Linked DNA regions of Homo sapiens: region 1 is linked to region 2. A link is a contact called in ENCODE Hi-C or POLR2A ChIA-PET data. All regions are on one chromosome and are shown on one strand. The core of a region is the stretch at or near the end of the contact, and the rest is flanking DNA. Distances in the headings are between cores, read along the strand shown.

Evidence for each region. A loop is a pair of places that touch in the nucleus more often than their neighbours do. ChIA-PET counts read pairs that join two places held with the same protein, here RNA polymerase II (POLR2A). Pooled maps may share reads with other maps.
Region 1: a map with no recorded cell type shows a loop between it and region 2 (2.8-fold over the local background). The contact joins two enhancer-like sites. A Hi-C loop is called at or near these places in 1 of 37 single-sample maps with no recorded cell type and 4 of 50 pooled maps. POLR2A ChIA-PET finds 5 or more read pairs at or near these places in 1 of 52 experiments (Panc1).

The regions. Positions count from the first base shown.
Region 1 is chr18:24,049,809-24,052,508 of GRCh38, reverse strand. All of the region lies in intron 1 of TTC39C (tetratricopeptide repeat domain 39C), which reads right to left. Among named protein-coding and RNA genes, the nearest start is that of TTC39C-AS1, 36 kb to the right of the region's middle. Within about 2 kb of position 1,312, at least 5 of the 41 ENCODE cell types and tissues checked have a DNase peak (open chromatin) inside an H3K27ac peak, as active enhancers do.
Region 2 is chr18:23,628,229-23,630,928 of GRCh38, reverse strand. It overlaps ANKRD29 (ankyrin repeat domain 29), which reads left to right. Exons shown (of 10, transcript NM_173505.4): 6 at 978-1,076. Among named protein-coding and RNA genes, the nearest start is that of ANKRD29, 33 kb to the left of the region's middle. Within about 2 kb of position 1,333, at least 6 of the 41 ENCODE cell types and tissues checked have a DNase peak (open chromatin) inside an H3K27ac peak, as active enhancers do.

The DNA.
Region 1 (2,700 bases), core at 63-2,562, 420 kb before region 2:
TAAGTCATGACTGGATAATATTCCTCAGTTTAAAATGAATAAAAAGTGACCTTTTCTATACTTAGGGCTTTAGGAAAAATTCTAATGAATTTAGTTTTGTTCCACTCACTCATTCAAGACATGTTTGCTGAACACCAAGTACACAGCCGGCCCAGTGCTATGTGCTGGGGACACAAAGATGACCAAGAATACGCCCGCTCTTCAGAGAGCATACACGGTCCAGTTTGGCAACTAGAAAGTCCGAACAGCCCTTCTAATAAACAGTGACGCAAAGTGAGTAAATGGTGTTTACTCTGACTCACGTCATCATCCCTTGTCACCATATTTTTTGTGGACAAATGAGGGCCCCCTAACACCATATTTGATGAAATCTGAAAAAGGCTACTTGCCATCTTTGATCTTCTCTTCTCTAGTATTCTTTTTAAAGATACATGAATATGTCTCCAATCACTCTCTATATTTTAATTCTCTGCAGAGCATTTATTACTATTTGATATTTGTGTCATTATTTGTTTGTTTGAATAAATGGAAGTCCCCAAGAGTGGGGACCCCATCTCTGTTACATGCTGCTGTCCTGACCACCTAGGACAGAATCTGGAGTTTAACAGGTCCCCAGTACATGCCTGTTTAGTGAACCAACCAACCACGTCCTACAAAATTCATACTTCCCATTTCATCTGACGAACTGTCCTCACAGGGTCAAAAAATGACTAGATAGAAGACCTTCATCACCTGAACCTGTAAAACTGCTTTCACCAACAAAAGCACACGTGCTTATTTCCTTTACCAGAAGATAGCTGTGGGGAAATTCACGGAAAGACTTTATTTGCTTTTCAGACATGACTCAAACCATGACCTTTAGGGACCTTTTAATCTAAAGGACGGCATGCCTCTAAAACCACTGACCACCCCAGCCTTTAGTTTATGAGTGTTTGATTCACAAATGTTTGGAATAGGTCCAGTCTTCTGTTCAGACTCGTTTTTATCATGTGCCCACCCTTTTGGGGAGTATGGGAGTCTGTAGCCACCACCAGCTCACCCCAGATGTCCCTGCAGGTCAGGGGCACCTCAGGCCTGGAGGGGTACCTGTCCCCAGACAGCATGGCCCCTGTGTGTACAGCGATGTTTGCATTTACAGCCACTGCAGTTTCTGTTTATTTTTGTTAACTGCTTGTGATATGGCCTTGCATCTTATCAGCAAAAAGACTTCGTAATACGCTGGCTGGTGCTGAGAAGCCATGAAATTCACCAAGATCAGTGAAGCTGTTAGCCTGTAACAGGCAGGGGATGGGAAGACTTTTGGGGCCAGTCGACTCTGGGTTTCCTCCCCACGGAAGGGAAGAATAAGCAGGAGGCTGGACAGTCCATTCCTACAGCCTGAGGTAGTAATTATCTACAGGTAGATCATTAATGAGCCGCTCTCTAAGAGGTACCCTAAAAACAATAATAACCAGGCCCTTGACCCTTACTTCCTACGGACTATTGCTCTGACTGATGCGTTTCTAGCACACACGTACATGAAGAATGCATCTCCTGAGTATGGCAAAATATACTCAGTCATGAAAGTAATTTAAAATACAGACAAGTTCAACAACAAGATGACAAAAACAGAATTGCATTTTTTTTTTTTTTTCCTGAGATGGAGTTTTGCTCTTGTTGCCCAGGCTAGAGTGCAATGGCATGATCTCAGCTCACTGCAACTTTCGCATCCCGGGTTCAAGCAATTCTCCTGCCTCAACCTCCTGAATAGCTGGGATTACAAGGCACCCGCCACCACACCCAGCTAACTGTGTATTTTCAGTAGAGACAGGATTTCACTATGTAGGTCAGGCTGGTCTCGAACTCCTGACCTCAGGTGATCCACCCTCCTCAGCCTCCCAAAGGGCTGGGATTACAGGCATGAGCCACTGTGCCTGGCCCACTTTTTTTTTTTTTTTTTTTTTTTGAGACAGGGTCTTGCTTTGTCACCCAGACTGGAGTACAGTGGTACAATCTCAGCTCACTGCAGCCTTGACCTCCCGGGCTCAAGCCATCCTCCTACCTCCCAAGTAGTTGGGACTACAGGCATGGGTCATCATGCCTGGCTAATTTCTGTATTTTTAGTAGAGACAGGATTCCGTCGTGTTGTCCAAGCTGGCCTTGAACTCCTGACCTCAAGTGATCTGCCTGCCTTGGCCTCCCAAAGTGTTGGGATTACAGGCATGAGCCACTGCACCAGGCCACATTTCACTTTTTAGCCTCTCTCTGGTGTCTAGCAAAGGAAAGGCAAGCAATGCAGGGGTGTCCCTTAGAACCTAGGAGTTTTAAGCAGGACAAATTATGAGAACAATGAGAAAGGAGAAATGGTGAACAGGACAGGGGATACGAGTGCCTGACCAGGCATTGGCGACTGGGGGCTGGCAGCCACAACCCTCTCAGAGCCCCAAATGGTGTCCAGGCACCAGCCAGCCAGGCCTGGGAAGAAGGAGGGGAGAAAAGAGAGAGAAAGCCAAATGAAGGCCAAGGAAAACGGTCAGACCCTGAGTCCTCCATCTTTTAATTGCCAAATGCTTTCTTGAGTTAGGACTACCCAGTCTAATTAATACGACAGACTATTTAGTAAGAGGATATTTAAGAGAGAAAGTAGCAACATAAAAATTAAGTTTGTCTTCAGATAACAATAGGGAAAATAGGAAATGTTTCCATTCCGTGTTTCCATTT
Region 2 (2,700 bases), core at 84-2,583:
ATGGCCCAAACATGGCTCACTGTAACCTCAACTTCCCAGGCTCAAGTGATCCTCCTGCCTCAGTGCCCCCAAGTAGCTGGGACTATAAGCACATGCCACCTCGCCCAGCTAATTAAAAAAAAAAAGAATTTTTAGAAATTTAAAAATATATTAAAAATAAATTTTTTAAAAATGAGGTTTGGGGGATTTGTATATCTAACATTTGGCTCTTCATTGACAAAAAGGTGGAAACCTACAAAGAGATGGAGATGGAAAATTATATTAAATGTGTATATTTTAAATCTAATTTATTTTATTTTATTTATTTTGAGACAGAGTCTCACTCTGTTGCCCAGGCTGGAATGCAGTGATGCAATCTTGGCTCACTGTAACCTCCACCTCCTGGGTTCAAGAGATTCTTCTGCCTCAGCCTCCCGAGTACCTGGGATTACAGGTATGCAGCACCACACCTGGCTAATTTTTGTATTTTTATTTGTTTTTTGTTTTTTGATTTTTTGTTTTTTGAGGAGGAGTTTTGCTCTTTTGCCCAGGCTGGAATGAAGTGGCGCGATCTCAGCTCACTGCAACCTCTGCCTCCAGGTGCAAGCGATTCTCCTGCCTCAGCCTCCGGAGTAGCTGGGATTATAGGTGCCCGCCACCACGCCTGGCTAATTATTTTGTATTTTTAGTAGAGATGGGGTATCGCCCTGTTGGCCAGGCTGGTCTCGAACTCCGGATGTCAGGTGATCCACCTGCCTCGGCCTCCCAAAGTGCTAGGATTACAGGCGTGAGCCGCCGTGCCCAGCCTAATTTTTGTGTTTTTAGCAGAGACGGGATTTCACCATATTGGCCAGGCTGGTCTCTATCTCCTGGATTCACCTACCTAGGCCTCCCAAAGTGCTGTGATTACAGGCATGAGCCACTGCACCCGCCCTAATTTCTTTTAAAATAAGTGTGAAAGATAATGTTTTTAATGCTTTTAATTTGTTCTCTCTCAGGATGGAGCCACTGCCCTCTTCCTAGCTGCCCAAGGTGGTTACTTGGATGTTATTCGATTACTGCTGGCTTCAGGAGCAAAAGTCAACCAGCCAAGGCAGGTAATGTCCACTGTTGACATTTGCCCGAGCACATGGCGCATGGGGCAGGGAGGGCTGGGTGTCCGCTGGCAGCACATACCTGAGATAACCAGTAAGCTCAAGGCATCCTTTAAACCCTTCTGCTTCTGTGATGAAAAGTTAATCTTTGATTAGGGTATCTCCTGTTCTATGCTCTGAGCTGGCCTGAAAGCCTATGAAACCAAGCTGACATCACAGTTCAGTACTTTCAAAACTTAAGTATTTGATGTCTGAGGTCAAGTACACAAGTACACACTCTGCCACCTCCTGTGCAAACAAATTATGGCTGCACTGATCTAATGAGTGCAGGCTGGCCTGGGACATAGGTAAACAGATGTGGGCCAAGTAGCCTGGCCCCTGCTGATAATGCTGCCTTACTACCTGCCCACCACTTCTTCCACCAAGCCAAAGAGGAGCCCATGCCGTTGGAATCATTAGGAGGTTCTGCACCTTCATCTCTCACAATTGTTATGCTGTTGAGACTTCATTTACCAACAGCAAGCTAACAGCTAGCAATTCAATTAACTGAAAGTAAAAGAACAGAAATGTAGTCTGGGAGTGGTGGCTCATGCCTATAATCCCAGCACCCTGGGAGGCCGAGGCAGGAGGATCACTTGAGGCCAGGAGTTTGAGGCCAGCCTGGCCAACATGATGAAACCCCGTCTCTACTAAAAATACAAAAATTAGCCAGGCGCGGTGGCGCATGCCTGTAATCCCAGCTACTTGGGAGGCTGAGGCAGGAGAATCACTTGAACCTGGGAAGCAGAAGTTGCAATGAGCCGAGATCGCGCCTCTGCACTCCAGTCTTGGCAATAGAACAAGACTCTGTCTCAAAAAAAGAGTAATGATTTTTAAAAAGAAGAAAAAAGAACAGAAATGCAAGATTATACAGGCAGCACTTTATAAACAGTGAAGAACCTTCCAAATGTACAGTATTATAATTAGCTTCTCTTGTGTAGGTACTATTTTTGTCCAGATTAACTTTTTTTTTTTTTTTTTTTGAGACAGCGTCTTGCTCTGTCATCCAGGCTGGAGTGTGGTGGCATGATCTCGACCCATTGTAACCTTCGCCTCCTGGGTTCTTGTGCCTCAGCCTCCCAAATAGCTAGGATTACAGGTGCATGCCACCATGCCCAGCTAATTTTTGTATTTTTAGTAGAGATACATTTTGGTAGAGAGCCATGTTGCCCAGGCTGGTCTCGAACTCCTGGCCTCAAGTGATCCACACACCTTGGGCTCCCAAAGTGCTGGGGTTACAAGTGTGAGCCACCATGCCTGGCACCAGATTAATTTATTTTTAACAAAACATTTCGAATTAAGGAAACATTACTATAAAGGTAGTTTCCTAGGAAAAAGTCAAGCTGATTTCATACCCAGGCACATCTCCACTGTACTATGACCTGATACAGGAATGCCTCTCTGTGTTCACATAATGAATAGCTATGAGAACTTTAAGGTTGGTCTGAGCTCTTGGACACAGGTTTCTCTGGTCTTTAGAAGCCCAAGCACATAAGGAGCCTGAGAAAAATAAAGAGCCTTTGGGCAGAGTGGTTTGAAGTCAGGAAAGCAAAGTGGTTTTGAGGTCAGGAATCCCAAGTTCTCAATC